Linked DNA regions of Homo sapiens: region 2 is linked to region 1. The links are chromatin contacts, found by Hi-C or POLR2A ChIA-PET in ENCODE. All regions are on one chromosome and are shown on one strand. The core of a region is the stretch at or near the end of the contact, and the rest is flanking DNA. Distances in the headings are between cores, read along the strand shown.

Region 1 (5,005 bases), core at 122-2,621:
CCTCCTTGCTTCATTCATCCTGTTCTCAGCCCATGGGCCAATCTCCCATGCTGCACCTGCAAGCAAGGTCCTTCTCTGCTCCAATTCCTCCTTGCCCACAGCATTGGGTGCCCTGGATGTATTCCAGGATCTTTATGATGCCCTCTTCCATGCCAGTCTCATGTCCTGCATGCTACCACCCCCAAATCAGGGAAGGACAAAAAGCAGGAAGTTCCATGACCAGACCCACATGGTCTTCCCCTTGGGAAGGCCCCTCCGCAGGGATGAAGAGCTGGACAGCTGCCTTTTCGGAACCAGAAATCAGTACTACGAAGGGGAAGAGGAGTCAGTCAATCAGGCAAGGTGCTGAGAGACCAGCCAATGTACACAGAGCGCCTACTAGGTGCTAGGCCCCACACCAGATGCTTATGGGCATTATCTATCAGTCCCCACAATACTCCCACAGCAGCGTGCTGAGTCCTGATTCTCTTCTCACTCTTCACGGGCCACTGCTGTGCCTCTCGCAGAAGAGGGGCTCCATAGACCAACCAACATCATGAGTGGACTGAGATGGACACCCTGACCCTTACTGTGACTCAGCTGGGCCTTTGGCAGGCATGGGGAGAGGCCAGGAGCAGACTTATGCTCTGTTTGGGGGCCAATCGCAGCACAGGCTCTTCCTCTGCACATAAGGTTCCCTCTGTCTAAAATACTCTTCTCCCATCTTTTGGGCTGACTCCTACTGATCTTCCGTGTCACTCTGCAGCTTCTCCCAGGAAGCCCTCCTGGATCTCCACCCCCAATCTGTGTTATTCCTCGGTGTTCCCCCACACCCTGGGCTTCCCCCAACTCTCCCTCGGTGTTTCAGAGACTGTCTTGAGGATCAGAATGTCAGCCCCTCAAGGACAGGATGACTTCACCTCTGTGCCCCCAGAATTAATCTCAGGAACTGGCACGGAGCAGAGGCTCAGCAAATATTTGTTGAATGAGTTAAATGCTGTTAGGTATTCAGTCACTCCCTGGCCGATCAGAAAGCACCTAATCCTAAACTAGATTGTCCGCTTTCCCTCTTCTCTCCCCAGGTCTTGCCCTTCACAATGTGCCCCCTAAATGGGCACATTTTGGGATCTGAACCCTGTGCCCCTTGAGGCTGATGATGGAGAGGGGCACGTCCTATCTCCTCTTTGAGCTACTGGCCTGGCTTTCTCAGTGCCTCAGCGGACCACTGCGGGCTTCCCTCCTTTCCTCCAGCGCGACTGGTCTCGCCGCACCCCTGTCCGGTGCCTCCTGCGAGTCCCTCCTGGTCGCGGCCCTCGGGGCCCTGTCCTCCACCCGGACAGACGGACGTACCGGGGGCTTGGGGAGAGGGTGGCACAGAGCGGGCCGGCGTTCTCCAAGGAGAGGAGAACAAACTTGTGCGCTCAGAGCGCGCAGTGAACACCCTGCTCACATTCCTGCGCCGGCCGGAATGCCGGCCCGGGACCAGCCAAAGGCCGCATTCCTTGCGCCGCGGCCAGCTCGCAGCCCCGGCTCCTGCCCCGCCCCTGCCCGCCCCTACCCGCCCCCAAACCCGGCCCCGAGCCCTAGCCCTTGCGGGCGCCCCCCGGCGGCTGCCCCACTCCGCTCCCAGCCCGCCTTTTGGATCTGAGCGTCCCCTCTCCCTCTTCCCCGGGAAGCGTCCGGCTTCCCCACACTGCTGCTTCCATTTCTGCAGCCCCACTCCTCCATCGCTTTTAGTTTTGTTATTTGCTCCCAATGAAAACAGGTAAAAACCTTCCACGGCCCCTCAGAACCTTGGTGACAAACACCCCCGCCCCTGGGCGGCTTCATCTCCCGGGTTCCCCGCACCCCGCCTGGGCGCGGCCCTAGCCCTCTCTAACGCCCGCACCCCCTGGAGCTCCCGCCGGGGCTCCCGGCGCCTAGGGTCGGCTCCCACGCAGGCGCCTCGGGCCGGAGGCCCCGCTGCAGCCTGGGCCCTGCCCGCCTTGCCCAGAGGCTCTGCGGAGGGCTCAGGGAAGGAAACGCAGTCCGCCCCTGTCCCTGCGGCTCTGGGTTGGAAACTGTGAGAAAATGGGTCAAAGTGGGTCTGTAGGAGTGTCCACCCGCCCCGCCGGATAAAGCGCCGCTCCCCCGTAGTGAGGATCACGCTCTTGGGGAGAGTTGAGGCCCCAAGAAAGTCCATAACCACTGGGCTGGGGGTTTCCACGACGGTATAGAAACCACTCAGATCACACACATCAGCTGACACACACAGCTGCGCTCACGTGGAAACACCACGGAATCAAGTGAGCAAATGGACTTTTCCCTAAAGCCAGACCACAGGCCTGCGGAAGTCCCTGCCTTCCCGCAGGGACTCGAGGCGGGAGTGTGCGATGTGCGCTTGCCCCTGCAGGGGGCCTTGCCCAGATTCTTGGCCAGTGTGTGCTACCCAGGGCGGGCAAAGCATGGGCTTTCACCCATTTTCCCAGCTTGTTGACAGGGCGCTTTCTCAGTGGGAAAGGTGCCACGGCCTAACATCATTTGCGTGGGGAAATTTGCATGTTTATCAGCCCACAGACCTGTGAAGGACTCACCCTCTGGATGAAGTGACACCTGGGAACCCAGTAATGCAGCAAGGCATGCCTGGAACTTGCATTGCTCACCATCCGGAGCCGTGGTTTGTGCTGCCAGGAAAGGCGGGAAAACAGAACCCAGATTGTGATTGGCAGACTCCTGGCCTGGAGGAAGGGTGGGAAGTCAGGAGCGCTTCATGGGAGGCTGAGCCTGATGGCCGACTTGCCTTGCTTGGTTGGTTTCGTAACCTCTGAGAGCAGGAAAATAAAATGGCTCCTTTCCTACCTGGCAGGGGTGTGGCCTGCAATATCTGGAGGTAGGCCCAGAGTGCCCAGGTGGCAAGTGGCCATGCAGCCCTGATTTGAGGTTGTAGCCCTCGCTCAAGGTCTGTCTCTTCCCCATGACACAGAAGATGGACATTCTAGACATTTTACACCACCCTGGCAGTTCATCAAATGGCAGTGCCAAGGCTCTGCCTCAGTGGAATGTGAGGGTGCTCGAGGTGATGATGACTAAGTCAGACACAAGAGAAGCCCCAGTGAGGACCCTATTCATTTTACAGACACTTACTGAACCCAGCCCCTACCTCCAAGAGACTCACGGTCCCCTGCGGGAAGCAGACTCCTGGCCATTTCAGTGCAGAGTGATAAATGACAAGGCAAAAGCAGCCCCAGTGTGCAATTTGAGGACCACGAGGGGTACTGAACCCACCTCTGGGTGGGCCTTCTGGAAGGAGCTGCTCTCCAGGGGAAGTAGGGGCAGGGAGGAGGCTCTGCCAGGAGAAGAAACTTTCTGGCCTCTAGAGTCCTTTTTTTTTTTTTTTTTTTTTTGGTGACAGTCTTCCTCTATCACCCAGCTAGAGTACAGTGGTGCTATCCTGGCTCACTGCAGCCTCATACACCGGGCTCAAGCCATCCTCCTGCTTCAGCCTCTGAGTAACTGGGACTACAGGCATGAGCTACTATGCCCAGCCTAGAGTCCTTTTTAGTATTCTGCAGCCAACATGCCATTGTGCTGATGTTTTGCTAAAGAACCTCCACGGATTTTGCCAGTCATGTGGTTGGACTGAATAGCATTTAAGGCTTCCATTCCAAGGTCCCTTTCTGAAGATGAGTGGGATTATAATTTCCCACTGGGCCCAGGTAGGGGTCTGGTTTCGATGATGAATTGGCCTCAGAAATTCAGCCCCTTCTCTTGGAGTTGCTTAAAGTCAGGGCCCTCCTCACTGATGTGTGAAGTGTCATAGCACTCCCCACACTCAGGTGTGTCCAGTGTGTGCAGCAGAACTGGGCAGGGAGGGCTTGGCCCCAAGGGAGGACCAGCCCCCATCTCCCATGACCTTTCCCGCACACTTAGGTGAATGGCTGACCTCTTCGGAGTCTCACTTCATCCTTGTGCTTAAAATGAATAAACGACCCCCAGGCCTTCCCTATCCCATATTAAGAGAAATTAATTCAAATAATAAACTCTTTGAAAGACTAGAGTTTTCAAAAATGTCATTATACAGAATAACGTTTCTCAAAATCCCTAGTTTGTGGGGCATGGGCAGAGGGGTTTGGTGAAAATTCTTTTTCCTGGGCCAGCTGATAGTCTGAGCCGGGAGGCCATAAGTGAGGCCCAGGACTCTACATGCTTAAAAAATCGTCCTAAGGAATCCTGATGCTTTGACAGGAACTTATACAGACAACCTTACATTTGCTCTCAGGAAGTCCTCTTAGAAAGTTCATTTCACTATCTCGAATCTGGAATCCCAGCACTTTGGGAGGCTGAGGCAGGCAGATCGCTTTAGCCCAGGAGTTTGAGAACAGCCTTGGCAACATAATGAGACCCCATCTCTACAAAAGAAAGAAAAAATTAGCCATGCGTGGTGACACATGCCTGTGGTCCCAGCTACTTGGAAGGCTGAGGTGGATCGCTGAGCCAGGGAGGTCAAGGCTGCAATGAGCCGTGATTGTACCACTGCACTCACAGAGTAAGACCCTGTCTCAGAATAAGAAAATAAATAAGAACCATCTTTCTGTCAAGATTCAGACAAATCCCACGAGATTTTTAAATCTGCCCCTGAAAGGAAGAACTTAAGGAACGGGATCTAGAGGGAGGCCCCTCCATTGTGCAAGATGGGGAAATGCCCACAAAGTCGACACTCCAGGGAGTGCCACAGAGCACCACGCAGTGGAAGGCTCCCACCCCCTTCCTCCTCCCTTTTCTCTTCCTCCCCTCCTTTCTGTTACAGGAATTGGACACTTGTAAAGTAGACCAAAAACAAACAAAAACCACCTGACTTGAAATGCCTCAACTGGAATTGAAACCAAAGTCCCCAAGGGTCATAGTTCCAATGCCTAGCCCTTAAGCAATGTCAGCAAGTCTTCACAAACCTAACAGCTCAGGCCCTTGGCCCAAAACAAACTAAGAATGGTAAAGACAGGAACGCTGAACTGTTGGCTGCGGCATACTCCAGTGGTCTTTTGATCTG
Region 2 (5,155 bases), core at 1,753-4,252, 44 kb before region 1:
GTGCGCCACCACGCCCAGCTAATTTTTGTATTTTTAGTAGAGATGAGGTTTCACCATATTGGCCAGGCTGGTCTTGAACCCCTGACCTCACGTGGTCCGCCGACCTTGGCCTCCCAAAGTGCTGGGATTACAGGCATGAGCCACTGCGTCTGGCCACCAGCCAGCTTTTATATGCCTCCCCAAGATTGGGAGGAAAGATGGTTGTCCAGATCCACTGTGCTTAGCCTCACTTCGGACTTCTGTGTAAACAACTCTTGGTGTTTACAAACCAAATAGAGTTATTTCTCCACTCCCAAACCTACCCTTGCCACAGAGGTAGTGTGACTGAACCCCCTGGTTTGCCCAGTTCTGTTCTAATGTACACCAGTTTTCCCAGTATAATTATTGATAGCACCCCCTTTGCCAGTTTGGAGGATTATCTGTCTGGTCTCTATGCCCTTGCCCTAGGATTCAGGGCAGGGGTATGGGGACCTGTGCTGTATCCCCATTTCGGTAGAGGAAGGATGGGGAAATGTATGCTGTGTATGGCTGAACACGTACATGTACAAGTGACAGTCGTGTGGAGGCGAAGACCAGTGGCTGCCACACCCCAACCTGCACCCTTGACCACGGTCTCTACTCCTTGCTCTGCAGAGACAGGCAGGTGCCCCAGGTGGTAGCAGTGGCAGTGGTGGGTCTCCAGAGCTCAGCGCCCTGCGACTGTCAGAACAACTGCGAGAGAAGGAGGAGCAGATCCTGGCGCTGGAGGCCGACATGACCAAGTGGGAGCAGAAGTATTTGGAGGAACGTGCCATGAGGCAGTTTGCCATGGATGCGGCTGCCACGGCTGCTGCTCAGCGTGACACCACTCTCATCCGACATTCCCCCCAGCCCTCACCCAGCAGCAGCTTCAATGAGGGTCTGCTCACTGGTGGCCACAGGCATCAGGAGATGGAAAGCAGGTTCGGCATTGCAGGCCAGGCACCTGAGGTTGGGGGGGTGGGTGGCAATGTCCAGTCACTGCCCTGCCCTTGATCCCTGATAAACAGGCCCCTTTCCCCATAGAGCTCAGCAGTCCCTCCTGCTTCTGAGCTGAACCTGCATGATTGGCACACCAGGCACTGTAAACATGCATTTGCCCAGAAATACCGAGTCCTTGGTCTGCCCAGGAGACTCTTACTGTGGAGGTGTTGGGTGCCATCCAGTGCTTGGGCCCTGCCTCCCCTCTCCGGAGTGCCGCCCTCCAGGATGAGGGCTGTGCCGCCACTATCATCTGATGAATCTGGAACCCATCCTTAATGGCCTGCCTTTGCTGGTGTGAGAAGGGCCCAGGGCCTTATGCACTGGTGGTTTTCAGAGCCTGGGCTCTAAGAGCATCAAATTCCAGAGCTGTGGTGCCATTTCTAAGCCCTCTCTGGGTCCCTGCTACAAGCACAGAAGGATCCAGCCTGGCAGGGTTGGGGGAGTTGGGGGGGGCTTTTCCTCTAACTCCTATGAGGCAGGAAGGGTGGAGGCTGTTGGATCTGTGGGTCTGACAATGTGGGCATGGCCTCTCACCCCTCAGGTTAAAGGTGCTCCATGCCCAGATCCTGGAGAAGGATGCAGTGATCAAGGTCCTTCAGCAGCGCTCCAGGAGAGACCCTGGCAAGGCCATCCAGGGCTCCCTGCGGCCTGCCAAGTCGGTGCCATCTGTTTTCGCGGCTGCGGCAGCAGGAACCCAGGGCTGGCAAGGGCTCTCTTCTAGTGAGCGACAAACAGCAGACGCCCCTGCTCGGCTGACTACAGGTAAGAGGAGGCTACTGCTGGGATAGATTGAGAGGTAATTTCTCCTGGGCCTGAACACAGATTGCCAGACCTTTCCTCCCAGAACTGAGGCTATAGGAGCCAGGGCTTCCTGACCCTCTTCCAGGGGAGCTGGCTTATTCTCTGCCTCTAGTGACTCTACAGCGCAAGGCTCTCCTGCCAGTGTGAAGAGGGGTACTTAGTCCCCATCACCATAAATTCTATCATGCTTCAGCCCCAGCCACTGAACTAAGAAAAATAGAGCTTCCTGTGCAGATACACCTTGTATGCAAGCTCCCTCCACTCTTCCTTCTAAGCAGATGCCACAGAAACTCTAGAAGATTTAATCTATAAGGAAGGGTCCCACCACCCAAAACATTTGGAAGCCAATCCAATCTGGTAGTTATTCCCATTTGAAAATAGGAGCATTTTTAGTCTTAAAGTTCTTGCAAATCAAGAGCAGCCCACTCCACCTTGAATCCCCAGCAGGGACAGTTAACTTAGAGTGTCCTTCACCAGGGCCACATCTTACAGGCATGGCAATAACCATCCACCTACCTTTCCAGCAGACAGAGCACCCACAGAGGAGCCAGTGGTCACAGCTCCCCCTGCTGCCCATGCCAAACACGGGAGCAGAGATGGGAGCACCCAGACTGAGGGCCCCCCAGACAGCACCTCCACCTGCCTGCCACCGGAGCCTGACAGCCTTCTGGGGTGCAGCAGTAGCCAGAGAGCAGCCTCTCTGGGTAAGTCCTCCTGACCCCACTTCTGTGCTAGGTAGGGCCGAGGGGGCACTGGGGTGTGAACTGGAACACAAGGCCTTTTCTTCCCAGACCCCCTCCGGGTCATTGCCCGCACTCCATGGGGAGCCGTGCATAGCCAGAGGTGAGCAGGGTGCCTGGCCCACCTCAATGTGAACATGAGGGATGGCTGGTTGCATGAATAGGGAAATTGGAAACCCTGATTAGAGGCAGATCCAGAATTCAGAAAGAAAGCAACCAGATGGGAGGCACTTTAGCTCCTCTTTCATGGTCTTCCCTACATAGTTAATTTCCAATTTGATTATCCAAGAGAATGGAGCTCGCAAGTCATGCCGATGGCACTCTGGAAGCCTGTTTAAAGAGTCCGGGAAGGAGAAATCTGAGAAGATGCCATTTCTTTTTCCACTCCCCTTTCACATTGGCCTTTGCATATTTGCCTGTGCCTCATGATCTCAGAAAACCACAGGCATGAAAAGAATGCTGCAGCCTGCCTCCCTCAGGGCTCTCCATTGCTCTCTCTAAGCCCTCCAACCAGTTCAAAGTTAGAAACAAATGCATCCTACACATCGGAGGTTGGTGGGCTGGGCTGAGCACTGAAAGGGGGCAGAGCATTGTGCTTGGTTGGCCGAGTTCTGGGAACCTGGGCAGCAGAGGTGGGAAAAGTTGGTGAAGAACGATCTTTGTCTTTCAAATGTGCCAGGATTTTAAAAGCAATCTAGTAACACTCATTGGCATGTGCCTGTGTTCTTGTCTGTCTCCAGACTCTGTAGCTACATCCAGAGTCCAGGACTTGTCAGACATGGTGGAGATACTGATCTGAAGGAGGTGGTGCTTCAGGACTCTGAGCCATTCTCTCCCCTCCTCTGCCCTGTGCCACTCTCAGCCATTTCAGCAGCCCCGTCAACCGCTGCTCCGTCCCTTTCCCCAGCCAGACACTCATTCCCATTGACCATCTGGTCCCAGGAGCTCAGGAGGAGGACCCCAGGGGAGAGGAGAGCTGTGAGAGCACCGGCACCCCCAGAAGACTCTGCTTCTTAGCCCACATTCCTCCGGGCCTTATGGAGAATGAGGATTCAGCCTTGACTTCTTGCCCAAGGCCTGCTACTGGGGTAGCAACTGACAGCTCAGAAAGGAGCTGAGCTCCCTCTGCCCTGCCAGTTGTCAGTCAGGCAGGGAGGGAGTGGCTGTGTTGGTTTGGGGAACTAATTTCCACGGACGGCTGCCCGTGGACACCAGGTGGACTGGTTCACTAATCAAGTCAGCCATATTGTTCTCTGGCTAAGTTTGGTTCCAGCCAACGTCATCTGCTCTTCAGTTCCTCACTGCCTTCTTGGGATACTAAGACTTGAATTTTTTGGGGACTATTAAGGGTGTTAGTCTTGGAGAAGACACAGCCTCACCTTCTCACTTGCTGTGGGTGAGGGGCCATTTAAGTGGACTGGGAGACAGTGCGCAGTTTGTATATAATTCCCTTTCTTGTGGAACAGAAGACTGAGGCCTGCAGGTTCCGATGTGTCTCCATGGGCTGTGCTCCCCTCTTCCTACTGTCAGTTTCTGAAACTTCTGACTGGCCTCCCAGTTATGCCTCCTCCTCAAGTTCCTGGCCCGTGGATGTTAAAGCTGCTCGATTCCCAGGATCTCGGCTGCCTTTTCCTCTATCTTGAGCCCTATAAATGCCCACGGGACCCCCACCACCAGCCTCTTGAAGTGGCTCCACAGCTCCTGTCCCTGGAACATCCTGTCAGTTTGGTCATAAACCCTGAGCCAGATGAAATGAGCCACCGTGAACAGACATCTGCCATGCCCCCAGGTGGGCTTCGGTGGCCCTACCCGGTACCAGTTCTTTCTGAGAAACTGGAGATGTCTTGTTAGCATAAGTGTCTTCATTCCCACCTGGAGGGTTTGGGAGAGGAGCAAAGCAGTTGAAAACTAGTTAATGAGCTACAAGAGTCAAATAGTCCTCTGAATGGAGCCCCCATCACAAAACAGTGCCCAGGAGGCTGGCTCCTCAAGCTACCCATGCCCAGCGCCCTAAAGCAGCACCAGATGCTTTGGAATTGGGGTGAAACACCCACATGGCAGCCTGCTAGCAGCAGTGACTTTGACTTCTGGTCTTAAAGAGTCCCTCACTTCAGCCCCAGGAGCTATTGGTGGGTTTTAGCAGTTTTGTCTTTACCGTTTTTAGTTCTCCTTGATTCTTTGTTTTCTTCCTTTATCGTTTTTAGGTTTGGTATGTGTTGTTTTATTTCCATGGTTCCTCAAGTTTCCTTTTTAAACATTTGCATTTGCTGGACAATTGCAATTTTTTTTAAAAAATTCCCCTACCCCTGTTTAAAGCTGAAAAATACATTTGGTTCATGTGCATTGTTTACAAAGCAAAAAGAAAAAAGAGGAAAAAAAGGCAAAAAATATTGTGAAAGAAAAAAAACAACTTAATATATTTTGGATTAATATTTGGTATTTCTTTTAAAGTATTTTTTGTGCTGTGAACATTTTCTGCCAAAGACCATGATGTGTGTCTGTATGTTTAAGTTATCGTAAATATTTAAAATGTAAACATGGCTGTTTTGTTATGCCACCCTGTACCAGGATTGCTGCCGCATTCCACTGGGTATAACAGTATTTTAATTAAA

Evidence for each region. A loop is a pair of places that touch in the nucleus more often than their neighbours do. ChIA-PET counts read pairs that join two places held with the same protein, here RNA polymerase II (POLR2A). Pooled maps may share reads with other maps.
Region 2: a map of prostate gland shows a loop between it and region 1 (5-fold over the local background). The contact joins the enhancer-like site here to the promoter of LINC02004 in region 1. A Hi-C loop is called at or near these places in 50 of 168 maps with a recorded cell type or tissue (A673, Caco-2, Calu3 and 35 more), 1 of 37 single-sample maps with no recorded cell type and 29 of 50 pooled maps. POLR2A ChIA-PET finds 5 or more read pairs at or near these places in 19 of 52 experiments (A549, AG04449, AG04450 and 14 more).

The regions. Positions count from the first base shown.
Region 1 is chr3:134,309,942-134,314,946 of GRCh38, reverse strand. LINC02004 (long intergenic non-protein coding RNA 2004) reads right to left here and starts at 1,371. Exons shown (of 2, transcript NR_146711.1): 1 at 1,330-1,371. RefSeq lists an enhancer at 659-1,232.
Region 2 is chr3:134,355,892-134,361,046 of GRCh38, reverse strand. It overlaps AMOTL2 (angiomotin like 2), which reads left to right. Exons shown (of 10, transcript NM_016201.4): 7 at 634-941; 8 at 1,544-1,764; 9 at 2,328-2,507; 10 at 3,284-5,155. The coding sequence ends at 3,342. Among named protein-coding and RNA genes, the nearest start is that of MIR6827, 9.4 kb to the left of the region's middle. RefSeq lists an enhancer at 997-1,557. Within about 2 kb of position 3,002, at least 21 of the 41 ENCODE cell types and tissues checked have a DNase peak (open chromatin) inside an H3K27ac peak, as active enhancers do; they include A673, HCT116, PC-3 and 11 more, where a contact is called at or near this core.